Regions from separate parts of the Homo sapiens genome. Here region 2 is linked to region 1. Evidence: chromatin loops called from intact Hi-C (ENCODE). Cell type or tissue: dorsolateral prefrontal cortex. All regions are shown on one strand. Links, peaks and the distances in the headings refer to the core of each region. The heading gives the core; the rest is flanking DNA. Region 1 overlaps LOC124902436 (talanin). Region 2 has its middle 190 kb from the start of ZNF365.

Evidence for each region. A loop is a pair of places that touch in the nucleus more often than their neighbours do. Peaks named below come from ENCODE experiments on the same cell type or tissue, not always from the same donor. Only the 100,000 strongest peaks of a DNase experiment are listed, where the experiment ranks them.
Region 2: it touches region 1 in a loop (2.1-fold over the local background); 1 of 110 quality-filtered maps calls a loop at or near these places.

Annotation. Positions count from the first base shown.
Region 1 is chr10:62,650,993-62,667,575 of GRCh38, forward strand. LOC124902436 (talanin) reads left to right here. Exons shown (of 6, transcript XM_047426120.1): 2 at 3,851-3,938; 3 at 4,375-4,489; 4 at 5,404-5,494; 5 at 15,137-15,210. LOC105378327 (a long non-coding RNA gene) reads right to left here and starts at 4,593. Exons shown (of 3, transcript XR_946002.3): 1 at 4,434-4,593. RefSeq lists enhancers at 1,619-1,668, 2,219-2,468, 4,087-5,286, 4,347-4,516, 4,364-4,593 and 3 more and a silencer at 1,869-1,918. In dorsolateral prefrontal cortex, for the core only: no CTCF peak of the experiment used is centred there; no DNase peak of the experiment used is centred there.
Region 2 is chr10:62,561,508-62,573,054 of GRCh38, forward strand. No RefSeq gene overlaps it. Among named protein-coding and RNA genes, the nearest start is that of ZNF365, 190 kb to the left of the region's middle. In dorsolateral prefrontal cortex, for the core only: no CTCF peak of the experiment used is centred there; DNase peaks (open chromatin) are centred at 2,874 and 3,014; H3K4me3 peaks cover 1,020 bases; H3K27ac peaks cover 1,805 bases.

The DNA of each region.
Region 1 (16,583 bases), core at 11,584-16,583:
AGGAAGACCCCAGGAGAAGTGCAGTCCAAGGAGTCCTGCAAAGCAGACTGTGTGGACTGAAAGGCAACTTGCCCTATTTTGCACCGGACTCATCTGCAAAACGGGATGATGGTATCTTCCCCATAGGGCTTCTGTGAGTATTAAATGAGTTAATACATACAAAGTGCTTATGACAAGGCCTGGCACATAACAAACTGTCAATAAATGCCAGCTATTATCCTCCTCTCCTACTCCTCTTCCTCCTCTTCTACATCTTCCTCCTTCTCTTTGTCTTCACTCAAAGAACTTTCCTGGTCTGTCCTTAGGAATTCCATCTTTGTTCTGGTAATCAATGGAGCCTGTACACCCTTTCACATATTACAAGATATATTGATGGTGTTTTCACAGTAACTATTTTAGAGATATTTGCAAAATTATACTTGACCCTGAAAATAGCTTTGATTGGCAATGATGCCATCTCAGACATTCCCCTGTGCCAAATACTGCCACTGAGCAGAGAGCACAACATGGATCACGGTCAATTTGGTGACTCAAACGACAATTTAGGTTCTTACTATCATTCATCCCACAAATATTTATTGAATGCCTACCATGTTCCAAGCCATAGCAGGAACACCAGGATGAATCAGACAATGATTTTGTCTTAAAAGAAATTTTCATCCAAGGGCAAAGAAAAATCAGGTAGATATTTTAAAAATATAGACAGAAAGTGATATGGGGCACAAGAAAAACACACCTAGAAAGCTGTGCACCTCAGGTGACAAGAGAGAATGGTTTCTGCTGAGAACTCAAAAATAGAGACTGCAGTTCATACAAATGCAGATCACCGATGCCACCATCAGTAGTGAATTTTCTCAAGACAGTTACCTCGAACCCAGGTATTTGGTCTTTGTCTAGGGGTTTTCATTCACCAGAACTGTCATGCAGGCCAAGTTTGCCATGCTTTCTGCCTTTATATCAGCAGCTCCTCTCCCCCGCCCCCACCACAACCTTCACACACATTGCAGCAAGGCATCCAGTCCTGGATCGCAACTCATGCTCCTTAACATTCCTACCTCAGTCAAAATGTCCCATCATAGAGCCATTGTTCTACAGGGACCCCAGGTGGAAGTGGGCCAGTCTTCAAAGGAGAGATCACCAACAACATGTGCATAATATATTTGACATATGGGACCTCTGAAGTTATGTGGGTATTCATTCAGCCTATGTTTAAAGCTGTAGCCCAAAGCATTATAGACACTGAGTCAATGGTGATAACAAATCCAATAGGTTTTCACTAGCTCGATCACAACAAAACCTCAATAACTGGCTGGCAACTGCAAAGGTTAATGTGGCTACAGTTTAGTCATCCCATTGTAATCTCTGTGAACGGCACAGGCTGAAATTGTGCTGAATGCAGTTTGCTCACCAAAACTGGGAGGCCCTGCCTGAGAAAGCCATGGAGTTTGACAGCTGAACTTGGGCAAAAGAATAAATATTTTTAGATAAAACATATCACAAAGGAATAATGGTATTTGTTTCATGTTTTAAGCATGCCAATTGCAAAGATACATGCATGTGGCTTTGTAGATGTCTTTCTGAGTTGCATTTGTATCTTTGTCAATACAATATCATCTTACCTTGATACACCACTACATGTCTTGGCTATATGACATCAGTGTCTTGCACAATGGTATTGTGGAAAGGTCAATACTGTGCCAACCCACCTACAGCCTCTTCTGAGGGTACCCATCCTGCCCACACTTTCTGCTGAAGGGACAGGCCCAGGAAGCCATACTCAGTACCCAGTGCCCCACTTCCTCTATCCATAGATGATTGGCCCTGGCAGGGCACCTGAGCCAATGGCAGACAACCCATATGCTGAAGAGAGAGGTGCAGACTACTTTGAAAGATGGACTGGACCAATCAGATTCTCTCCTAGGGCCCTGAACTTGAAACAAACAAATAACCATCAGTTAGTACAGGGAGCAGAAGAAGACATGGCATTTGTTGCTTAAACATAGAAATCAAACATCCATGAACTCCTACTGTGGAAGACCTGGGAGCTTCCTTGAATCTAGAAGCATCTTCGAGTTCTGGATTCCTTAAGGCCAGGGTCTGATATGGCTCCTGCTCTTGGATTTACCATTTAAAAATAATGTAATGTAATGCAATATGTGAAATCCCTTTGTCTTGAGTTGGCTTGAATAGATTTCTGTTTCTTGCAACAAAAAATAAAAGCCAGATTAAAATCAGTGGGATATTAACACCTGGTCCCAACTGATCTCCTGGGCCATAAGGCCATCTGGAGAAATCACAAGAAGCAAGACAAACTGGCAATGTCTTAGCCATTACTGGGAAGGCAATAGAAACCAAAAAAAGAAAAAAGGGAACTGAAAACCTTTAAAGACGATTTGGAAAGTTTGTGTGCATGCACCTCCCTGTTGAGTGTGCAGTGACTTGTAGAGCCAGCACCGTGAACAGAGAAGATGGCCTGAGTTGTCGCTCATGAACGAAACCTAGCATTTGAATGCTCACACTTAAAATAGGCTATGAATGACTGCCGGTTATGAGACATGCTAGATGCACAGGAATCACAAGTGATCGAAGCCAATTCACAAGAAAAATCAGGATGATATTATTTGAAGCAGCCTCAAAAGCAGGTGCTAGGTTTAGGGTGTGTCTACATGGCCCTGGTTTTTATTTCCACTCAGCTTTGGAAACTAAATGACACTGCTGTCTATTTAAAACTGTGTCTTATATATGTTCATACAGAGTGTGTCTAAATAAAACATAATTTACAAACATCTCCACAATGGTAGCATTTCATGGCCAAAGATATTGCATGGCTTGGAGTTAAATACAATTTGGCCTCCATCTGTTCCAGTTGATTTAGAAATTGAATTATCATCACATTTGATCCCAGAAGACATCTTACAAGTTTAAAAACTCAAATTTGTAAATAGGAGGTTTCATGACTTAAATGGAATTTCCTGTGCCTCTGTTATGTAAATTACATCTTCTTGCTATAGGGAAGCAGTATGCTGAAGTGGGTAAGATATGGATGTTGGAGATAGTTGGGCTTGAGTTCAAATCCAGGCTCTGTGATTTATTAGTCATGTGGCCTTGAGAAAGTTACCCCTGCAGTTTCTTTATTTTTAAAGCTAGGATGATGATGATAATAGCACATACATTTCAGGATGTTGTAAAGATTAAATGGGTTAATAAACATACATGCTTAGAACAGTGCCTGGCTCATAGAAATACTCTACAAACGCTTGCCACTGTTATTGGTAATTCTTTCACTGAACGCACAGTCATTAAGCCAGTTCTTACTGAGTCCGTATGAGTACTGTGCTGGGTGTGCCCTTTTGTAATCCTGTTGAAAAAGCACAGCTCACAAGGAGAATAGGAATTCTCATTCTAAATTTATGGTTGCAGAAATGAAGCTTAGAAAGGAAGTTAACTAACTCTTTACAGCCTGCCTGGTTACTAAATCTCAGGGCTAGGATTAATAAATTCATTCATTTGCGCGTTCAACAATTTTTTTTTTTTCAAGACAGAGTCTCACTCTTGTCACCCAGACTGGAGTGCAGTGGCATGATCTTGGCTCACTGCAACCTCCACCTCCCGGGTTCAAGGAATTCTCCTGCCTCAGCCTCCTGAGTAGCTGGGATTACAGGCATGTGCCCGGCTAATTTTTGTATTTTTAGTAGAGACGTGGTTTCACCATGTTTGCCAGGCTGGTCTCAAATGCCTGACCTCAGGTGATCCGCCCACCTCGGCCTCCCAAAGTGCCGGGATTACAGGCGTGAGCCACTGCGCATGGATCAACATGTTGTTATTGAGCACTAGCTACTTATTATTCTAGGTGCTGGAATACAGAGAGGAACCAAACAGATAAAAATCCTTGCCTGCACGGAGCTTACCTTCAGCTAAGGGAGACAGTCAAAAACAAGGTAAGTCAGTATTATGCATAGGAGATTGTAAGGTGGAGTGCGCTAACAAGAAAACTAAGCTGGAAGGGGAGTGAGAATGTGTATGTGTGCATGTTGAGGGAGGTGGAGTTGACAATGCAATTGTTGCTAGAACAGATAACTAGGGAAGGTCTCACTCAGAAGAGGACATTTGAGGAAAGGCATGAGAGGAGTGGAAGCAAGCCATGGGAGTATCTGGGGGAAAGGTTTCAGGCAGCAGAAAGAGCACATGCAAAGGCCCTGAGGCAGGAGTGTGCCTTGCATATTCCAGGGACAGTAAAAAGCCAGTGTGCTGAGGCAGAAAAAGCAGAGAAAACAATGGGAGATGAGATTAAAGAGGTAAGGGATTGGCTGACATTGGTACTTACTGAAGAAAACCCCTCCCTATGTTCCTGTTAACTGGGGTTCTTCCACAAAGTCAACACATCTAAAGAAGCCACTGATGAAACAGGCTCCCCCTTGGAAAGACCATCTCACCTTCCAACCTCTCCATCCTGCAGAGAGGAAAACCCAAGTTTGGCGTTGGCAGTCAGGTAATTCATCAGATCTGGAAACCACCTCATCAGCATCCCCCTGGCCAACTGGAAGCAACCGTGACGTTGTGCTGAATACACTTGCAGAGTCGTGCTGTGGTCTCTCCGAGCTCATCACGGCACCTCCCTATGCAGGAGTTTCAATTCAAGGTCATTTTTGGTTCCTTTCAGTAGCAGACTCAGAACCAGACCTATTCAAGTGTCAGAACAGGGCAGACATATTAATAGCTAGACCCCAGTGGGAGTTCTATTTTCCATTTCCTCCTCCCCCATATTTATTTGTTTCTTCCTCTCCTCTGTGTGGTAAAGGTGATCTTGCATGATATTTTCAGATGAGGCTTAAAAAGGTGGAGTGGAGGATGGGAAGATGACACCCTGAATTGGAGCTCACTCTTTCTCAATCCCTCAGGCTGGAGTTGGGCTCCCTGGGTTCAAATCCCCATTCTATCACTTAGAAGCTGTGTGACCTCAGTCAGGATACTCAGCCTCTCTGAGCCTCAGTTTAAAATTTTGAATTGAGGCCAGGTACATTGGTTCATGCCTGTAATCCCAGCACTTTGGGAGGCCAAAGTGGGCAGATCACTTAAGGTCAGGAGTTCAGGATCAGCCTGACCAACATGGTGAAACCCCTTCTCTACTAAAAATACAAAAATTAGCTGGGTGTGGTGGCGCATACCTGTAGTCTCAGCTACTTGAGAGGCTGAGGTAGGAGAATCACTTGAACACAGTAGGCCGAGGTTGCAGTGAGCTGAGATTGCACCACTGCACTCCAGCCTGCGTGACAGAGCAGGATTCCATCTCAAAAATAAAATAAAATAAAGTAAAAATATAAAATTTTTAATTGGGGATGATGATGACATCTTCCTCAAAGACTTATCATGAGAATTCAATGTGGTCATTTAATTCTGTTTCAGGATTTAGCCAAATTTGGGTGCTATTTCCCTTTTGTGGAGGGACTTTTCATCACAATGAGAAGGACGTCTTAGGACTCCAGGACTTTGAGAGGTGGGTGTCCAAAACATGTGGTTGTCTCTGCATTTCCACTCAAAGCAGAATCCAGGTATTTTCCAGGTGCTTCCCTCTTTCTGCTGAAAGTTCACTTCATCTCCATCTGGGTGGTCCCAGCCTCCCAGGCTGGTAAGCCTCTTGAATTCTTAAGAGGAGACAGAGAGGTGGGCCCTCTGTGGTCTAGGGGAGAAGTGGCCCACTGCCTCAAATGGGAAACATGTTCTAACTGTATTTATTCCCTTGCCTGGGGCAAAAGCTGAAATTTTCTGGTCTCATGCAGGGAATTAAGGAAAATGTTTGTAAATTCTTTGGGAGAAACATGAAAACAACAAGCAAATATCCTTTCTAGAGAAGGAGATTTTTAGCACGTGAATTTGCAGATTATACACTTCTTCCTTCACTGTAGCTTATCTTTTGGGAAAAGGGCACCCAGAATTTGGTGAATGTTGTCTAATGGCCACAACTTATTAACCCTATGTGTTCCTGTAGACAGGGAAAAAAATTACTACACAGTTATGTCAGAAAGCCTCCCATGACAGGGATAGAGCAAACAGTCAATATTACTCCTGGCAATAAACCAATGAATAAATAATACATCAGGAATAGCTACAGCATTTCATAGAAACAGCCAAAGAAATTATCTTAAGATCATTGTAATTAGAAAAACATTCCCATGAAATGTGTCTGTAACTCAGTGATTTAAATGAATAGAATAATGTTTTCCTACTGGCTCAGATTACTACTTTAGACACAATTTATCGTGGTGTCTGATGAAGCTCCAATGGCAGGAGCCCTTCAGATTATGATTTTAAATTGTTCTGGCCTATTGATGGTGGCAGCAGCCCATCTGGAGCAGCCGCTGGGGGGATGCCAGCTGCAGCAGGGGAGGCGCAACCAGGGCTGCGTGCTCTGTGGAGCCACCCGGGGCCAGGAACACGTGGGAGTCCAGGTCCCCACCAAGTTGGTGGGGAGGGAGCCCTGCGCTCTCGGGTGCCCCTGCAGTGACCAGCCGCAGCTCTGGACCCAGGCATCCCTCTGCCCTTGGGGCCAGGAAGCCCCCCTTGCCCCTGCAGGCTAGGAAATGTCTGCTCCTGCTCCCTGGCCTCTCCCCACTCCCGGCGCCGGCTCTGATTTTGGAGCAAAGTTGTGTCCAAGCCCGTGCACTGTCACAACCTGGCCAAGGGTGCGGGTGCTCAGGGCAGCACTGACATGCCAGACCCGCAGCCCACCCCCTACCTCGGCCTCCTCCGGACTTTGGGCACCAACAGTGCCAGAGGGAGGCTGGGGGCGCTGAAGATGGCTCAGCGCAGGCCTGCACCCCTTGGCACAAACAGCCAAGGCGCCATGGACGGCATGTTGATGGTGAGAGGCAGGCAGGTTCCTGGCCAGAAAGGGGCAGGTCTCTAGTGAAACTCCACCTTCAAGCCAAGGACAGCCTGAATCCTGGGGACCAGGCTGCCAGTTCCGGGTGGAGTCCAAAGCCCAGAGTGAGAACTTATGGTGCTTTTTCCAGGCTTGCCCATGGCTGAGCATGAACCAATCAGCACACACTTCCCTGCTTCTGAGCCCATTAAAACGCTGGACTCAGCCAGACTCAGACAGAAGTCAGGACTAACAGCTGTGGGAAGGAGCTACCCACTTCCGGTATCCTTGACTCTTCAGGATTACCTGCCTGCAGGTACGAGCTACCCACCATGGGTCTCCTCTCCACTGAGAGCTGGACACTTGCCAGGACGACCTGTCTGTGGAAAGGAGTTACCCACTTTGTGTCTCCTGAGAGCTCCTCTGTTACTCAGTGAAGCTCCTCTCCACCTTGCTCGCCCTCCAGTTGTCCAGGCATTCCATTCTTCCTGGACGCAAGACAAAAACTTGGGACCTGCCAAATGGTGGGGCTGAAGGAGCTATAATACAAACAGGGGTAAAACACAAACCCCGCTCTCCATAATGAGAGAAGAGCTGTGACCCTTCAAGGAGTTCAGACCTGGGGGCTCCCCAGGCCAGCGTTGTGACACCTTCTTTAGGGCTCTGTGGTTCCTGGTGTCTCCAAGCTTCTGGGCACCACTGCGTTTCTCAGTGCCCACAATGGAAGCCGCTTGTAGTACGCCTGGTCCACCATCAGCCACGGACAGAGCCAGCACCTGGAGCTGGCCTCCCCACTGCAGCCAGCATGCCTGGCTGTGTGCAGTGGCCAGAAACCCTTCACACTCACACATCCCTCGCCACTCTGCACATGGCTCACCCTTGACAGGCATGGAATCTGGCCAGTAGCTAGAGCTGAATGCAGCCTGCTGGGTCAAGTGGGTGGAATGAGCCCAGCGGTCCCGAGGAAAACTTGGGCAAAGGTTCCACTGGCCACAGAGGTTTCCAGCTGGCAGAGTGACACCCTAAAGATCCTGTGACATTTTCCGGGACACTATCATGACCACAGACTCAGCATCAAACAGTTAAATGACCTTCACAGAAACCCATGAGATGAACTTAAAGAAAAGTCATATGAGGGATTCCTGCAGGTAAAAAGCCTGCCACAATGTAGATAACCACCTCTGCCTTATCACATTGGAAAATTATGGCTGAGCTATGCCAGGATTTTGTGAAGGCTGAGGCAGAAGACAAAAGAGCCTGGCTTAAAGATGTATAGACCCACCAATTCCACTCCTATTTCTAAACCCAAAGACATGTCCACCAAAAGACATACGTAAGTATGTCCATAATTGCCCAAACTTGAATCAACTGAATGTCCAGCAATAGTCAAATGGGGAAATTAAACATTCAATGAAGGACAACTCATCAACTCAATAATTTTTTTAAAAAACCAATTGCTACACACAGCAACTTGAATTAATCTCAAAACACGTTGAGCCAAAGAAGCCAGCCACCAAAATATATGCACTGTGTGATTCCACTGACATAAGATTTTGAGGCAGACAAAACTAATCCACAGAGAAGGAGATCAGAGTAGTGGTTACCTTATCTAGTGTGCAGGTAGGGGTTATGGAATTAGAAAGACACGAAATAGCCTACTGGATGCTGGACTGTTCTATATCTTGATTGGAATAATGATTCCATGGGTGTGTATGTATCAAAAACTCACCATCTGCACACTTAATATTTGTACGGTTTACTCTGTGCAAATTATGTCTCAATTTAAAAATGAAAAAGTAGGAAACAAAAAATTAATATAGAGGTAAACAGGATGTATGGTTTTCTGGGTGGCTTTTGTAAGACTCAAACTAAAGAACTGTGGCTCCTTTTTAAGGAGAAAATCTGAATCCCATACAGATAGACTTGTCCCAGGGTGACACCGTGTTTGTTCATCATAAACCGGCACTACTGAGACTTGTGCCGGGCAGTGGGCTGGCTGGTGGCAACACAATGGGAAAATGGGACTGTCGTGGACTCACTCTATAGGGGAAGCAACACTTCAGAAAGAAACAACACACACAATTCTATCACTTCGAAATGTGATAGAGACTATAAGAAGAAAAATATACAAGACATACACGAGGTCTTTTACAAGAAAGAACAAGAGGGAAGCCTACTTTTGTTTGGGAACTCAGGAAAGTCTCTGAAGAAATCACATTTGAATAAAGATGTGAAGGTTGGGTAGGAGTCAGCCAGCAGAATTAAGTGTAATGGAAAAACATGGAAGTGGAAGCATGTGTGTGTGTGTGCGTGTGTCTGTGTGTGAGTGAGACAGAGAGAGAGGAGCATGAGTAAAGGTCTTGAGCTGACTGCCCCAAGGAGCTGGGAGAATCCTAGTGTAAATAAAAGTTACTGAGTGGGAGGGTAGGAGGGAGAGAAGGCTAAGGGAGGAAGGTAGACAGGGGCCAAGCTATAGAGCACTTTCCGGGCCGTGATTAGGGTTTAGATGAATGCCAAGTATAATGGAAAGGGTCAGAGGGTTAAGTAAGATCTGATTTACATTTAAAAGAGATCACTGGCTTCCAAGAAGAGAATAAAGTAAAAAGAGATCAGAACAGTCAGAAGAACCAGATAAGACTATTGAAGTAATCCAGGAAGGAGAAGGCAACTTGAACTAAGATGGTGGCAATGGAAATGGAGAAAGGTGGATGGAAATAAGCTAGCTTTTCGAAACAAACTTACCACCTCTTCTGATAACCTAATCTCTCTTCTAAAACTAGTTATTAACTCTAACCTGTGCTCTCTCTCTCTCCCCCCCATCCTACTGAAACACATATGCACACACACAGCAGACCCTCACCCTCTCAGCCACTAGATCCCAACTGTGATGAGAAAGCAACAGCAATGATGCCCATGCAGGGCCTTGCTAGCAATTCCAAGGCATTATTTAGTTCAAGGAAAGGAAATCAGGAGTAAATGCTAACATTCATTCAGGGTCACCTATGTGCCAAGCATTGGGTTAGATATTTTCACATTTGTTGTCTTGGATATCAAATTGGATATTATTATCCTCACTTTAATAGGTGAGGAAATTGCAGCGTGAAGAGGTTAAATAATTATTTTATTGCAGCCTCATAGCTATTTTAAATGGCAGAAGTAGATTGATTTCAGAGCCATCTGATTCCAGACACCACATTCTTTCTACTACACTCTGCAAATGATTCTTTTATCAAAGGTGTATGGCTTTTTAATAACAAGACACCAAGAAGAGTAATCCACAGGGATGGCTTATTAATGGTGACATTTTAGATTTTCAAACACCTGGTCAAAGGCAGATACCTTTGAAGAGCAGTCTTCAGACGCTCTGGGACACAGCCCCTTAGGCAACCTCGTACTCTAGTCCACCTGTGATTAACTACAAGTCCACCTCCATGCACAGGTGCCCTGGATGCCAGTGATATCTGAGAACAACCACTAAAGGTCAAAGGTGGCTACACAACCTCAAAAAGTGGTGACATCAGAGCTGAGTTCAGCCCAGGTTTGCTGGGGCAGGTAGAGACTTGAATAATACTGAAGTGTCTTAAGTTGGTTTTCACCATAAGACAAATGGATCTAGCTCCTGCCTTGGAAAACAGCATAGCCTTGTGGGGAGGGAAAGGGTAAGAGTGAGAAGCTCGCCAATTCTAGGTTTTCCTCCTGCTTTAACAGTGACTTTGCCCAATTACCATAAACACATTTCTTTGAGGTGGCCACGTGACCAGAGACACCATATCCTGGGGACTCAGGGAAGAGGGATGAATCCACAAGGGTTCAATCAGAGAAGCAGGGCCACTCTGAGTGATACAGAACTAGGGATTTGTTATTAAGATGAGCACGATTGTGAGAGCTGGTGAAGGGGGTGATGGCAAACTTCTTCTGCACCTGGTGGGGGCCTAAAGCTGTTGTAGCTGGGCAGCTCTAGTAATCAGGAAAGAAGGCTGGATCTAATGTAAGGAGAGCAACATTAACTGGAAGCGTGAGAAAAACTAGAACTGTCACCAGTGGAGGGTGTCCAGGGTCTTGGCATCTTGAACGAAGAAAATGGACAAAATGCACAAACAAAGCAAGGAAAGAACGAAGCAACAAAAGCAATTTATTGAAAATGAAAGCACACTCACAAGGCGGGAGCCAGCCTGAGCAAGCAGCTCAAGAGCCTGGTTACAGATTTTTCTGGCCTTCAAATACCCTCTAGAGTTTTCTCATTGATTACCAGGTGTACACCCTATGTAAATGAAGTAGTGGCCTGCAACCAGTCTGATTTGTTGTAGAAAGTGACCAATCAGAGGCTGAAGTGAAGTTACAAAGTTACGCCCTATACAAATGAAGACTTGGCCCATGACCAGTCTGACTGGTTGCAGGAGGGGACTGATCAGAGCTATTTTCAATTTTTCACCTGCCACGCAGAAGGGCAGTTGGGGGCAGTGCAAAGGGAGTAGCCTCTGGTCCTTTTGTTACTTGGGCATGGAAAGCTGGGGTTTTCCTTTTGATTTAGTTCTAGGAAGTCGGCATGAATTGGCCTTCCATTCCCTGCCTTCAGACCCTATTCTCCTGCCTCAGAACAATGAGGGCAGAGTGGACCCCACGTATGCCTCTTATTGCCTCCAATTTTGACAATGTGGGCAACGTGCAGAAGCCAACACCTTCTCCATGAGACTGCACACACAGTAAGTTTGCAACTCAAGAATCTGAAGGAGGAGATTGGGTAGGAGCTGAAGGAGCTGCAGGCCCAGGCACTGCTCCATGGCAAGAGGATGAACCATTAGGTCAGCATGAGCTATGGGGCCTGCCTGACACCTACACCAATCCACAAAGAGTGGCTACCGCTTCCTTCCCTTCTGCCTTCCCAGTCTCATGCAAATTTCTCTTGTGGTCAGTCCTAGTCTACAACCACACAGGGAAGACAGTTCTGGGAAATATTTCCAACTTAGCTAAGTTGACACAGTACCAAGCCCCTTCAAGGGGAGACCTCTAGAGACAAATAATTACGTTAACTAAATATTTTATGGTATTGGTGGAGTGGAAAGAGAATTTCTATTCAAACCTATAGTGCGATCCTGGCCAGATCCTTTGACAAAAACAAACAAACAAACAAACAAAAACACTTGAGCCGGCCATGGTGGCACATGCTTGTAGTCCCAGCTACTCAGAAGGCTCAGGTGAGAAAATCACTTGAGCCTGGGAGTTCAAGGCTCTAATGAGCCATGATTGCACCACTGCACTCCAGCCTGGGTGACAGAGCAAGTCCCTGTCTCAAAAACAAAACAAAACACTTGAAATTCAAGTATGAAGTGGAGGAGAGCCAAAAATCAACTAATAAATTATTAGTGAGTGCTGATTATATGCAAAGCCAAGTCGTAGGCATCACTGTGAAGATACAGACAGCAGCAGGATAGGATTCCTGCCCTCACTGGAAGGAAGATAAGGTAGAAAAGTGCTACATATGCATTACACACTTAATACTCAACACTCCCGGGGGCTCCTGCAGGATACTTCCAAAGGCTGCCTGCTGATTGGTTGACAAAACAGACTTGAGCATTCTCAGACTCAGGTTCAAATTCAGCCTTGCCCCCCACTAGATTTATTTGCTTAGTCACTCTGAACTTCCATTTCCTGGTTCATAAAGTATAGTTAGTAATAATACTAATATAAGTTGGTTATAAAGGTGAAAAGAGATTTTGCATGTGAAGCACTGGCACACAGCAGGTATTCAATAAGTTGTAGATATTTTAATGTTGGTGATCATCATCCCTGTTCCTTTTTAGACCCAAAGCCTACCTGAGTAGATGCATGACTTTAGTGCCAGGGACCTATGAGCTTGCAAAATACATATATGTGTCCAATCTCTTAACGATCCGCAGTTTGGATAAGCTGATGTGTTTCCCATATTCATATATTCATTCGGTAAATAGTAAGGGCCTAATACTATGCAAGATACATGTGTTCAAACCATGTTCTAACAGCACAGCAATATAAGTCAGGGAGCTAAAAGCCTCAAATGGCTAACGCAAACAACATTCTTAGGAGCCGAAGATCAGTTCAGCAAATATGTCCTGGAACTTGAAAGAAAAGGAAGAGGGGTTGAAAGAAAAGATGCCTCACTGTCACTTATAGTGGTCAAGGAAGATTTCAGAGAGCAAGTGGCATTGGGGTTCAGCTTGGAAGAATAGGCAAGATTCACACCAGGAAGGAGGAGGGCAGCATTTCTGGGGCAGTAGAGGCTGGAAAGCCCATGATGTAGTCACAGGGGAGCGGGGAGAGCAGAGTGGGCTTGTCAGGTAGTAAGTAGGTTAAGAAGCAGACTGTGCAGGGCTTTGAATGCCAGGGTCATGAGTTCAGACTTTGTATGGTGGACAGCAGAGTCACTGAAGGTTTTCATAGAGAGAAGGGGCACAATGGAAGCCAAGTTTTAGGAAAACGAAGGTGGCAGAAGTCTATCGTCTGTATAGGATTGAGGAGAGACTGTAGGCAGGAAGGCTGACTGGACATCCTGTCACAGAAACTCAGAACTAGAAAGAGGTCCAGTAATGAGACACTGAGAGTGCAGGGAGGACTGCAGGGACTCGTGGGAAGGGAGAAAGCAATGTTCTTGATGCCTGCTTGCACCTAAGGAGTGACTAGAGGTATGAGAGATGATCCGGAATTCCATGACTGGGCAGCATGAACAGAAATAGGGAAGCCAGGGCTGGGGTGTGGAAAGAGAAAAGAGGCTGTGTTCCACATGGAGAGTCACTGAGGAGCCCTGAAGGCACAGGCAAGAGATGAGGGCAGAGGAAAGATCGGGGGTAACCTCCAGAGAAGGGCAGACTGAACTCGGAAAATGCCTGAATATAGGGAGGGACAGGAGGTACCAGAGAAAGAACAGAGGCCTGGCCTCCAGGGAAACCTAACGAAACCTTCCAATTGCTGATGGAAGACAGTGAAGACCTCCAATCCTTATAGTTCTTCCTGATCCACTGGTGCTTGTTTCTACAAGGGAAACATCACATTGCAGACCTGCTCAATGGCTAAAGAAAAGAGAAAACTCAGACCATTCCCAAAGAGAGAGAGTATTCCCTCAGAAAGAGTTGAGCTATTGCCCACATCATGGTCATGATGCTGCATGCGTCAGAGTCCCTCAAGAACCAGATGGTGCATTCAAAGTGTTGAAGAGTGATGATGCAGAGGCCGTTTGCAGAGTCAGGCACCAAGGACCAGCCACATTCATACACTGTCATCCTCCTCATCCTGAAGGGGAGCAGAGGGAATGGAGTTACTTGAAGCCTAGAGAGGGCCAAAGGGGTAGAACCAGATGCCCAATTGGAGTGGTGGCTATAGGAGAACATAGCTACTGCCCAGAAGAGCAAGACGAATAAATACCCCAATGTTTCTCTCCTCCCACCTCCCTATTTCCTATAAGCACTTCTCATTAGCCAAATGACCCAGAAGCCACAAGACAAGGAAGTCTAGCCAATGCAATCTGTAGTGCTCAGTCTCCCGAGGCACAGAGCAGGTCAGAAAGGTGCGGAGAATGGATCTTGGAGAGAAAATGGAGAATAATGAGAACATTGGCTCGTTTTCTTCCTTAGTTCAAAGTTCTACTTTGAGCAGAAGTAGACATGATTAATTTTTATTATAAATGATACACATTTGCATGATGTTTTATGATTTCTAAAGTATTTCATATAGATTCTCCTTTTTGAGCTACACAGTATCCCTATGAGGTAGAAAACACCATGTTATTTATGTCCATTAAACTCTGAAGTCCAGAGACATTAAATGACTTATTCAAAGTCACACAGTGAGTGAATTGTGAAGTCTGTGTTAGAAATAATGCCCTTTAATTCTTAACCCACTGCTCTTTCCCAGGTGTAAAATTAATCTACCTGGGAAGGTGCCCCTGCTATAAAAGACAATAGAACACAGCTGTCCAGAATGTGGCATGTCTTGTGGCCCTGGCCCAGTTGGGTGCATAGAGCTGTCCTGAGTTGTTTTCAATAAGCAAATATTCCTGACACTTCAATTATCCCAACCCAAACAATGAATACATTGTGCAAGAGGCTTCATAAATTTCATTCAGTTGGATGCAATGAGAATAATACAAGTCAAAGCTTTGTGTGTATTCCCTCGAAAAAAAAAAGAAAGAAAGAAAGAAAAAAGAAACCACCCAACAAAACAGAAATTGTTGTAAGGAAAACATCTAGGCTTCAAAAAAGAGGCAACACAGGCTCTGTGTTCATCTCTATCCCTGTATCTCTGCAGAGAAAGTGTCTCTACAAGTCAAAGCAGGAATATCAGCCTTCTTACACTAGGACAACTCCAAAATTGTGTGATTGGTAAGAATTTTTTTTAACTTTCCTATATTTGATGTCTTGTCCTCCTCATGTACACCCTCCTTGTCCACTTCCTCTACCCTACTGTCATGGGCTGAATTGCATCCCCCTCCCCACCGGCAAAAGATATTACTGAAATTCTAACTCCCAGTACCTCAGAATGTGGCCATCTTTGGAAATAGGGATGTTAAAAAAGTAATCAAGTTAATCTGAGGGTGTTACAATAGGCCCTAAGCCAATATGACTCGTATACTGTGAAAAGAGGAAGTTTGGACACAGAGACAGACACATAGAGGGAAGACATGCATGGAGACATGGAGAACACACCCATCAACCAGCCAAGGAATGCCTGAGGCTACCAGGAGCTCAGGGAGCCCTGGAACAGATCCTTCCCTGGAGCTTTCAGAGGGAGCATGCTCCTGTGGACACCTTGATCTTGGACTTCTGCTCTCCAAAACAGTGAGACAATAAACTTCTGTTGTTCTAAGCCACCCAATTTGTGGTACTTTGTTTACAGCAGCCCCTAGGAAATTAATACACCCACTAGATGTATGCACATTTATATCAAAGATATAGCCAGGAAAATTGTAGTTATTTTATTGGCAAAACTCAAGGTTTCATACAAAAATGTCCAGAGAAAGTGCTGGAAAAGGTTTATATAGATTATACATTGATCCTCTTTTCTAACTCTGTAGAATAGGAGTGGATTAAGTTTTGTGACAATATCTGACGCATTGCTACCAGAATTAATTATGACGCATTTGGTTCCAAGTAATAGTATATCCGTATTAAGATGGTTTAAACAATGAAAGCAACATCTTGGCTCCCACACCTGAAAGTGTAGATCTACTCTGGGCTTTAAGCATGATTTTATTAAGGCTCTAGATTCATTTCTCTGTAATTCTCTTTGCCTTGCCTCTTTTGTGTGTTGATTCCATCCTCAGGCTGGCTTCCCCCATGGTATCAAAATCACTGCAGTGGTTCCAGCATGCGTGTCTGAATCCAACACTTCCTGGAGAAAGAATGCTTTTATGCCCTAGATTCTTCAGCAACAGTCCCAGATGTGGTGCGGATTATTCCATTCCTAACCAATCCTAGGGGAAAGCCAAGTACTGATTGGCTATGCTTCACCTGTGTGGTCCAATCACTGTGGCAAGATGCTTGAATTTCCCTAATGGCTTGGACCATTCAGGACCTCCTGCTGGAGGTAGGGATGAGTGACCAGATATGCAGGATACCCCTGAATGGAAGATGATCACAATGAACATTGAGGAAGCACCACAATGCCCAGTTCAGAGCTAAACCCTCTGCATATTGCAAAGTCTAATCTTGTCAAGATCTGATTGTTAGAACATTAGCTTGAGCTAGACCCACCT
Region 2 (11,547 bases), core at 342-5,341, 100 kb before region 1:
TATATGCCCTAACTAAAGGCATACAATGTTAAAATTATACCCATTTTGTGGGCCAGATAAGTCTGCAAGCTGAATTTGACATGGATCACAAAGTCGTGATCCATGGTCCAGATAATAATAAAGATTAATTGAGTGATCACTATGTGCCAGCCTGTTCTAGGTGCCTTACACATATTAAAACACTTATTCCTAGAATTAAAGCACTCTTATAGGGACAGTTATTTTCTCCATCTTATAGGTGAGAAAGCCATGGCAAAAAAGAGTTAAGTAAGGTGCCCAGGTCACCTGGCAAGCGGATCTGTGACTCCAAACCCACTTTTGAAACTCTATGTTGCCTCTACCTAGCTGATTCCTCTGGTTCTGAACTTTTTTGGTTATGCAGAATTGGTCTTATTTAATCAAATCAATGAAAGTGAGTGAGTTTTATTCATTTCTCTTTTACAACAACCTGCCTCGTACAGGTAAAAGTGAAGAATCAGACTTCATTTTAGGCTTGAACCAGAATGACTGCTGACATTTCATCCCAGCTACTCGGGAGGCTGAGACTGGAGAATCACTTGAACCTGGGAGGCAGAGGTTGCAGTGAGCTGAGATCATGCCACTGCACTCCAGCCTGGGCAACTGTATGAGACTCCGACTCAAAAAAAAAAAAAAATGTCTTCTCAAAAGTAGTAAGCCCCAGAAGATATCCGTGTCAGATTATGTCTGTCCCTGTGAAACAGCCAAAGACTGGGGTCAAGCAGGGAACAAATTATTTTCTCCTTTACATGTCAAGGGAGCAAGCATGTTATTCACCCTCTTACCTAACAAGCTTGTGCCTTGACCACAGAATGGTGAAATTTAAGAAGTGGAAGAGATCTAAACATCAAGTATAATACTTCTGCAGGTTCTTAATAGGATTTATAAGAAGGCAGTAGCTACATGGTCAAATAACTTCAGGAATTTCTGGGTTGAAAAAGAGTTAACCTAGTTTTGTTACATTTTAGCCTTCTTGGACTACTTACCTTATTTTTCATGGGACATCTCTTGGACTAGGAATGTTCTGGAGAATATATTTGGAAAACCTGGCCTGATCTTCCCATCTGATTTTCACACGTGAGGAATCTGAGGAGCTTGAGAAGATAAATGAGCCACTCAAGGTCACACAGCTGGTAAATAATAGTACTGATAAAAGGTCTTTGAGTTTTATGGTTGTGACAGCTTAGATATGAAAAGGGTCTTAAAGAACACCTAATTTAAGCAATTCACTTTGTTAGAAGAGGAAATACAACTCCAAAGAGGATAAGTTACTGTCCAAGGCTGTACAGGCAAAGTCTATATGGAGAATCTGATAGACTTTCTGGCTTCTCCTTGGAAGGAAACAAAGTGAAAATGAATTTAATTATGCTAGCCAGAAATGACTCTTAACCAATGTTTTCTAAGTATGCATAAGAACTTCTGCTAAATGCTATAAGACACTGACATGACAGACACTGAGATGCTGCTGTAGCCTCAGTAAGGTAGCAACTGGGAGGTGGCTGGTGACTTCACATTAGAACCACTGGGAGCTTTATCAATACTACTGATGACCTTGTCTGAGCCATACTCTACAGAAATGAAATCTATTGAGAAGTTGGAGGTGAGATGGGGCCCCAGTGTCTGTACTTTTCAAAAACTGCCTGGGTGATTCTAGTGCAGCCAGAGTGGAGAACCACTAGCCTAGAGCAAAACAAGATCCGGAGTCAGAGAGAAGAGAAAAAGATGGCAGCAGAGGCCTCAGGCCAAGGGGTGCCCAGATCACCAGCAGAGAGGAGGCAGTGGTGCTTATCTCCTTATTATGCGCACACACACACACACACACACACACACACACACACTCCTTTCATCTGTCTCCTCTATGGCTACAAGGGGAGAAATCCCTTGGTGGGAATAAGACCAGCATTAAGAAGAGATGGATAAAAAGATCATTGGCCAGCCCAGCCTTGGGCCTAGCTAAATCTTACCAGCATAGATTTGTAAAAAATTCTGTCAGCATGGCCCTGTGACTTTTTCTGAAATGCTCCCATACTCTGTGCTTGGAAGCAGAAAGAGTAGGCCTGTGGGTTATTTAGAGCTTTGGGCAGGCAGGATGGATACAAGCCTTCTTGCTAGCAGCAGAATTGACAGGTGAGAGAAGCTGGTTGATAGATTCCATGCAGATTGTCCTTGTTTCACAATTTCAGTGAACCAGTGATGACTATAAGGAGTAGACTCCACTGTGAGGGGGCACACCTTATTCTACCTGGAGTGAATTCCCTGCCCAGGATAGTGGTGCTTCACTCTGCCCATATCTATGCTTCTTAGATTCCTTTCAAATCTCCCTTAACATCATTTGGAAATAATTTGTATTTTCATTTTGGCTAAATTTTAGACATACAACCATCCCTCCAATTATTTCTGTAATAATGTCCTTCCTGTGCCTAGCGGAACTGCCAAATCCGGCCACAGCACAGCTGATTATGAACTTGTGACTCAGTGGCCGACATTTGAAGACAACCTTTAACTCCAATAAGAAGCCAGCAGCCAGCATCTTCTAGCAATTACTGTAATTTATGTATTCAAAAAACGAAACGGCAATGTTCAGGTTTCTCTAAGAGATTCTTGCCTTAACCACATGAGGACTGAGTCTCGTTTGTAGAAAAATGAGACTAGCTTCTTGTCCTTCACCTCTGACCACGGGGAGTCTCAGAATGAAGTGCTATCTGAGATTAAATTGTGGCTTTCTTTTGTTTAATTTTTAAAATTTTACTATCCCCCGCTCCAGCTGGAAACCGAGAGTTAGTATGCACAGTCTGCTTTCCAACTGAACTGCCTAATCCTCTATGACTCAGCTGTCCAGAGCCACAGCTGGCTTGGCATTGATTTTAAAAGCCTCTCTTTTCTGTCTCTGTCTCTCTCTCTCTCTCTCTCTCTCTCTCTCTCTCTCTCTCTCTCTCTCTCTCTCGTTGTTCTCTCTCCTTTCTGCTTTCCACTCTAAAGTCCCCTCCCCCTCTCCCTACCCCAAGCCAGTTCCACAGTGAATTGATTGCCAGATCTTTCCAATTGGCCATAAGCAGTGCCAGAGGGAAACTCCTAGTTCTCTGGCTACAGGCTTGGGCTGGGGAAGCAGCTCATAAGGTCAGTGTCCCAAACTCAAGCAGACAGCAGTACAAATAAACAGCCATGGGGAGACAGACACGGAGTCAGGAAAATCCCCTACATGACTAGACTATCAGTTTCAGCAATGCCGTGACTGGGAACATCAGGTTCAAGCCCATGACACTGAGGCCAAAGGGTTTGCCTTGGAATAAGCATTGTTCTCAAGCCCATTTCTCTCTAGCCAGAGGCCATATTTTGTTAAAGAAAAAAAATTCACCTGAAGGATGACTGGGAGTCAAAATTAAATAATTATAAAAAATGATACATTTTCAGGATTTGAGTTAATTGAGGTAGAAGGACAATCTAAATTAGTTAAGAACCTGAATTATGGAAGTTCTTGAAAGACAAGTGCCAGTGGGGAAGGGTCCTCTTGGTAGTGTTCTAGAAGAAAATTTGGTATTTGAAACCACACATGTCCATTTAAATGGACAAGAACCATGAGGTTCTTACCAGAGGCAGATTTATCATGAAACTAGTGAGGTTTATATTTCAAGACTCCCCTCTTAGATAGACACAGCTAAGGGGCACTAACATTGTGTTTACATGGTTATATGTTGTAAAATTTGCAAAAGTAAAATGTTTTAATATTCTTTTACTTAAAAAGGGATCCCCAACTTATACAAGCTTCAGACCCCTTGAATCCTGAACCCATATCAATTGGGAAAGGCATTTGGGGATAGATGGGGTGAGTGAAGGGGATTGCCTTTGGGGTCCACTTTTGTTCTTGTTTATTCGGATGAAAGGAGGAGGTACCCTAGTGTGGGGTCCAGCTTTTAATTCTCATTGGTGACTTAGGGCTCCCCTTCGTCCAGGCAGCCTCCCTCTTGCCCCTCAGAACAATCTAATGTGACCCTACAGACACCTCCTGTGATCATGGTTCTTATTTTAGAAGTAAATGTGAGCATACATGTGCCCAGCATAAAGAAAGCATTCTATAAAATGCTAGCTATGGTGGACAATTTTCCGTGCTCATAATGGTACTCCCTTTCTTTTGGGCATTTCTAGTGCAACTCACATCCTTGGCCATGACAATCATCTATGGTTGAATGTGTGACTCAAATCAGGCCTTTTAGAGTCTTTCCCCAGGTTATTCAACTGCAGCATGGGAAAGAGGGTCTCTTTTCTCTGTTCCCAAGGCTGTAAAGGCTATGAACCTATGGCTGGTAGCTGACAGGGATCCAGCCTTGTGGGAAAGCTGGTGTGCGAATGAATTCTAGAGAAAGTCAGTAGCCCTCCAGTGCCTGATTTCAGCACCCCATCCCATTTTCCTGTGGGTTTATAAGCCCACACAATTCCCCTTTCTTCTCAAGAAGGTTGCTGTCTCTTGTAACCTAACTTATCCTAATCCATTTTTAATCTGGAGTCACATGGTCATGAAAAAAATTCTTCCAGCTCTCTGTTTCTCTTCTATTGCAACGAAGTTTCCTGTTGAGCATACTCCCTGTACAATCATCTCCTACAGTGAAATTTCAATCGCTTTTATCAACACTCCTGACATCAGTGAATTACTAAACATCTTTCACTTTTGCAACTCAAACTATAGCACAAGTACCTATTGGGTCCAAGGCAACTGGCTCCCATCTGGACCAGGTAAACTACCTGGAATCTGACTGTGCTTCTACTGCAAAGTAAACAAAGGTACAACATCTCCAGGATCTATTACTGAAAAGTGTGAGGAACTGGTAGGTTGACCAATGATGGCCATAACTTCTGGAATATATTAGGCACTATGTATATGCTGGATTTAAGATTATCTGAGAGCTCAAAGCACATTTTTACGATCACAAGAGTTAAAACATAGACCTGGCTGTGTTGGGTGTAATAATTTTGGTCTCACTGACATTACTCCCTAAGAGATGACTGGCCCTATTAGGGACACCTTGGGATAGTCATTTCCTGTATGTATAGGGCTTTATGGCTAGAGGGCCTCTTAGCACCTGACGACTCTAATTTTGACCCAATAAGATGCAGTGTTTACAATGCATAAATGTATACCGCAGCTCAAATTGATGTAATCAACACTCTAATTAGTGTTGCTGAGAATAGGATCTTTCAATTAAACAGTTAAGAATGACTAGTAACTACTTCACAAATAATATTTGTAGTTGATTTATTAAATAATACTATTAAAGACTTAAAAACAGTCCTTTTCATAAGTGAGTTACCTACTCAATAACCCAACTATATTCAACTTGAAACCCAATTTTCATGAAAGTTTACTATCCAAGTTTTCATAAATTATATGCTAGAAAAATCCAAATTATAGGGCAAGTGGCAAATGGTAAGTTACCCTGAATAGAGTGTTGGGCTGGAATTCGGAAGTCCTAAGTTCTTGTCTTAACTCTGTCCCTAAATTACTGCAATTACTCTGAGCCTCAGTTTCTGCATCTGTAAAATGATAGGGCTGGACCATATCATAACTACAATTTATTGAGCTATTACTATGTGCAAGGACTTGTATGTGGAGCTTCATGTACATTATTTTATTATGCCACCATTTATTTCTTCCATTAGTTATTTTAGTACATGGTACTTTTTATGCTTTACTCTGTACAGAGCAGAAAACTGAGGCTCACAGAGACTAAGAAACTTTCCCAAGATCACACAGCTAGTAGGTGGCAGAGTAGAGATTCAAACTGGGTTAAACTAGGTTCAGAGCCCACACACTTAACTACTACTTGATTCTGTTATTTTTGGAGGATCTCAAGATTCTTCCAGCTACAACGTAATTTTCTTACATTTCTAAGTAGCAATCCATTTCAGGATTAATAGGGTTTCATTATTATCTTAGTATATTTGGACTGGTTTGTGACAGTTAATTTCCAGTTAATCCAATTACGATAAAAATGTGAGCTGAGACCCACAAATTTAATTATAACCAACTCAGAACTAATTTTCAGTAAAATTAAGAAATACCAGTCAGGAAAATACCAATGGCTGTTAGATTCTATAACTTATTCTGCAGCTTATTTTGACTACATTTTAGGAACAAACCCCATTTAGAAGATGAACTCTGTCCTGAAGGGGAAATTAACCACTCTTGACTCTTTCCCCATTAGTAAAATCCTAAAACAAATACGGATCTTTCCCGCTGGTTTCCAATCCCTTTACTCCACCCCAGTCACTACAAACACAGTCTGTCGGTGTGGTCTGACTGGTTGTTGTTGGTGGCAGTGACTTTAATCCTACCCCACCTCCTCCAAGAGGGAGCTTAGATGCCAAGGGTTTAGCTCTTGGAGTATTTCTCATGCTGTTTGAGGAACTGAGTGTTGGAGCTATAAAGAAATATAATATGTGGCCCATTGCCTTATAGATATCCCAACAGTGAGGGCACAAATGAAGCAGATAAAAACGCAGAAAACAGTAGAATAAAGGGTATGTTAAGAGCTCGGCTTCTATGGTAGACGTAGGGGAAGAAGCTATGATTGAGGGCTGGGTGGGAAAGAGAAAGAGAGAGATTGAGTTGAGGTATAGACAAGACTTGGATTGGCTGGGGAGAATGGGAAGGGGAAGGAGAGGAGGGGAATTCTGGGCAAGAATACCAGGATAGGGAACAAGGAAGGAATGAATGCAGTGTGCTATAGCACTGTGAAGAGAACTTCTGTGCTAGCAGACTTCTAACCAAAACCTCTAGTTAACAACTAGAAAATTCTGTCAGAAAAGGTCTTCACAGGCAAGGACTTCATCTCTTTCGCTTATCACCATGTCCTTGGTGTCTATAAAAATACTTAATACAGAGTAGGTAGCCAACACATATAATTCAATGCCTAAATGTTGTATTTCATGTAGACCTGTGGCTCTCAAAGTGTCGTCCCTGGACCAGCATTATCGACATCATGTGGGAACTTGCTAGAAATAAAAATTCTCAGGCCCCACTCCAGACCTACTGAATCAGAAACTCTAGAATTGGGCCCCGGAGTCCATAGTTTAACAAACTCTCCAGGTGATTCTGATGCACATTGAATTTATAAACCACACCGAGTGCTGTGGCTCGCATCTGTAATCCCAGCATTTTGGGAGGCCAAGGCGGATCACTAGAGGTCAGGAGTTTGAGACTAGCCTGGCCAACATGGTGAAAACCCATCTCTACTAAAAATAGAAAAATTAGCCAGGTGTGGTGGCACATGCCTATAGTCCCAGATTCTTGGGAGGCTGAGGTGGAAGGATCACCTGAGCCTGGGGAAGTTGAGGCTGCAGTGAACCATGATTGTGCCACTGCATTCCAGCCTGTATGACAAAGAGAGATCCGGCCTCAAAAACAAACAACAAGCAAACAACAACAACAAAAAAGTATGAACCTTGGATGTAGACCAAAGCCTGATTATGGCAATTTTCTTCCTGCCTCCAAAAGCTGTGATACTCTTCCTAGAGTGCTCTAAAAGGGAGAATAGGAATATTTATTCTTTAAATGCTGGCAAGTAACATCTGAAACACTTAAGCGCTGGTAGTGACATCTTTGCATTTTAAAGAACACAGTTGTCTAAATCCAAATAAGTAAAACTAGATTTATCCATTCATCAGGACTTAGAGTGTCTCTCACAGCAAGAGGAGGACCCCAGCCTCTGGGAAGATAATACTACCAAAAAACCAAAAGTGAATTTAAAAATATGAATTAAATGATGAAGTACTAGTTTAAGATGGCTGACTGACCCAAGCATTTTCCCTTCTAAAAGTCCAATAAAATAATAATAAAAGAACAACTCATAAGAGCAAAGAGAATGGAAAGGACACTAGAACCATTTCAATTAATGCCTGAAAAGTGGAAGAGAACAGAAAACGGTGGGACCTTCTTGGAACAACTTGAAGGAATGAGTGTTGCTGTTAGTAAATGCCTGATGCAGATTCCTGAGGAGCTGAGGCCTTAAGAGTAGCAAGTCTCCCTCTATTCCTGAAGTAAATAAGTGTTCTCCACGATATTTCATAAAACCAGAGAACTGGGCCTGGCGTGGTGGCTCACGCCTGTAATCCCAGCCCTTTGGGAGGCCAAGGTGGGTGGATGACCTGCAGTCAGGAGTTCAAGACCAGCCTGACCAACATGGTGAAACCCCGTCTCTACTAAAAAAAAAAACGCAAAAATTAGCTGGGTGTGGTGGCACACACCTGTAGTCCCAACTACTTGGGAGGCTGAGGAACGAGAATCGCTTTAAACCTGGAAGTGGAGGTTGCAGTGAGCCAAGAAAAACCTAGAGAACTGAAAGAGACATTGAAAATTGAAATTCTAAACTCCATATTGACCAAATAAGGAAACTGAGGCATAAGGAAGTTAACAGATGATTATCCCTGGTAACATACTGGTTACTAACAAACCTAAGAATCCACCGATCTTTCTCTGAGAGTGCCTTCTATCATATCCCATTGCCTATCTCAATTCACCAGGATTGCCAAAGCCTTCCATGATGAAGTGCCACATCACATGGATCTCTATCACACTGTTTCGTGAGATGTAGACAAGAATACTGAACTAGGTCATAACACTCATACGCCCCAGCTCTGAGCACATGTGATGTTGATCCATTAATCTGTATTGTGTTTGTGGTGGGATCTACAGTGTGTTGGGGGTGGGGCAAATGGAGATGAGGTTGTTAATTTGCATTTTCAAGTCTTTCTTTTTCATTTTAAAAATTATGTATGCTCATTAAATAAATTATCCCAGTAACTGTAGAGTATTATTTGATGTTTAAACATCCCTTGGAACTCACTACTATTCGTGCTTTGTTTAATATTCTATTTAATAGTCTTATGAATTTATCAAACAATCAGCATTTCTTTAATCATTAAACAATTAACATTCCTTTAAATATTTGTGCAAACCTTACAACTAAAAAAAATTAAAATATGGATCCATCAAATAAAAATTTCCCAAATATTTAAATATTGATTGCTAATGTAAATACTTCTAAATATTTTATTAAAACCACAATTTTACCATAACAAATTATCTTTAGCATTTAAACACTTAAAAAGAAGACACACAAATACACACTATTAAAGTGATGAAAAGCTGATTTGTACCCTGAAACTGAAACTAGTTCCCTAAATGTTAATGCCATAGACTTAAGTACCAGTAAGTTATTTACATTTCTTCTCAGGCTTGCCTTCCTTAAATGTCTGTAATTTCAGTATTCTTATACCTCATTAGACTGAAGGAAAAGGACCAGTCTCAAAAAGTGACAGTTATGGTACCTGGGTAATGAATGGATTGACATTTGATCTGCTGCAGTATCTAAGGTAGTCTTCATTTTCTCCTTTTTATGATAAAGTTTCATTTGTTACATCATGGCAGTTTTAACTTTCTGTCTTTCACACAGATTTAAATATTACAAACCTAGTGCTTTTCCAAAAATGATTTATTCTTTAGTTGGGCACAGCTGGTAGTAGCTAACACATTGACTTGCCATTTTGATACATTGATTCTGCCTATTAGCATTATGAAACAGTAATATAAATCTTACTGGTATTTTATTTAAAATGAAACTTATTGGTATTTTATGAAACCTAAGAGGGCTATCTAGAGCAGAACTTTGCAACCGGCATAATATGTAATTGCCCATTCCTATGTGTGAATGACACGGTGCCACCATATAGATCCCTTCTGCCCTGAGCTGCTTGGAGCCTGGAGTGTTCAGGAAATGTGGAAGAGGGGAGAGAGAGAAGGGGACATCAAAAGCAGCCTTATAGTGTGTCATGAATTAATGTTTTGTTGGATAAATATCATCATTTTCTCTGTGTGCCATGAAATGAAAGGTTTGGGAAGCACTGGTCAGGAGGATTCACCTCCAAAAGGGGAGACTGAGTCTGCCTAGTTGTTTCTCTTCTGTAGGACATAAGGCTTACTTGTCCTTTTGGAACACACTGTGGCATGTCCCTTCTACTTGATTATTTTGTGTGACCCCTCCTGATGGACTGCAGGACCCTGTTTTGCCAGTTTTAATTGGTGTTTCTTATTCTTCTTATAGTACATACCTATTTTCCTCAGAATTGCATACAATTCTATTTATTCTTTCCTCCTGAAACAGAAAATAACAGGTAGTGAACTGTAAATTATGGATTATTTCTTATTAAGAAGAGAAGCAAAATATTTGTATTTAATTATATACCCTTAATTTATAAAACCAAAAAGAAATTAAAACAGCCTATCATATTAACCCTCTTTGTATTACAATGATGTTTTGTTTTTATACACTTTATATCAACTTTACCTTTTTTGTGTCACTAGAAACTAATAATTTTTCCTAGAGAGTTGCAACTTACTTTGATGAAACATTGTGTTACTCATTTTATCTTATCTATTTTGTTGAGTTCAACCTAGTTAAGGGAAGCCTCTTTAAGTTGTCTCTTTTGCCTTTTGAACATTGCCTCTGTCATTTTATAAAAAGATGCATGCTGTCTCAGACTCATCCTGACATTTCCCTGACCCCACGACGTGGAATCAACTACCTTTTAAAGGCTCTTGGTGCCCTTTAGTGCAGAAAGTGAGAGAGAGTTTACATAGAATGTTGAACTTTAGTGTAGTATGTTTCTAAATGCTACTTTTCGTAGAGTATGTGGCTTTATCAATCCCTAATATTCCTTTCCACATTGACAAAAGCAGCAACAACAACAACATCCTATGATCCCATTATCCCCACCACCACCAAAAATTGATATTGTTTGTAGGTCCTGCAGGCTTTTTTTCTCGAACAAACCTTTGACTTAGTATGTTCATCTTTTAAATAGGGACGATTCTTCAATATAACAGGTAGTTGACAGGATTAAAGGAAATTTAAAAAGACCCTGAAAATGAAAACTATTTTTATTTTCTACTCCTACTGTATTCTACTCATACATGATCCTCTCAAGATTCCTAGGACACCCCTATGCTTCTCTATTTCCTTATCTTTGTTCTCCTGCTAACATGGCTTTTTAAAAATGTGTACCAGGCTTAGCTTAAAAGCAGCTTCCTTTGGGAGCAGTCTGAGGTGTTCAGGCAGAATGAGTCCTTTCTTTGCCGTGTTTCAGGAGTACCCCAGTGATTCTGCTTTTAAAATCATTGATTATGTGTATTTATTCACATGTCCATCTCTCCTAATAAGGTAAGTTTGTGGAGGGCAGAGATCATATTTTGTTCATCTTTAAATACAAAGAGCTGCACATACTACCTTGTGTGAAGTAAACAAGAGATGTTTACTGAATTGATTGTTGATTGGGTTAAATCACTCATTGATTGGGTTAGGTCACTGATTTTCTATTATCGTGCAATTAAACAAACCCAAAGAGTTATTGACAGGGAGGATGAATAATTATTTCTAACACTAGAATTACTCTGATATGATCAGGCTCCTAAAATTGAAGTGTATGCTTCTTAAACTGTGGAATGGAATCACCTAAGACAGGGATCCCCAACCCCTGGGC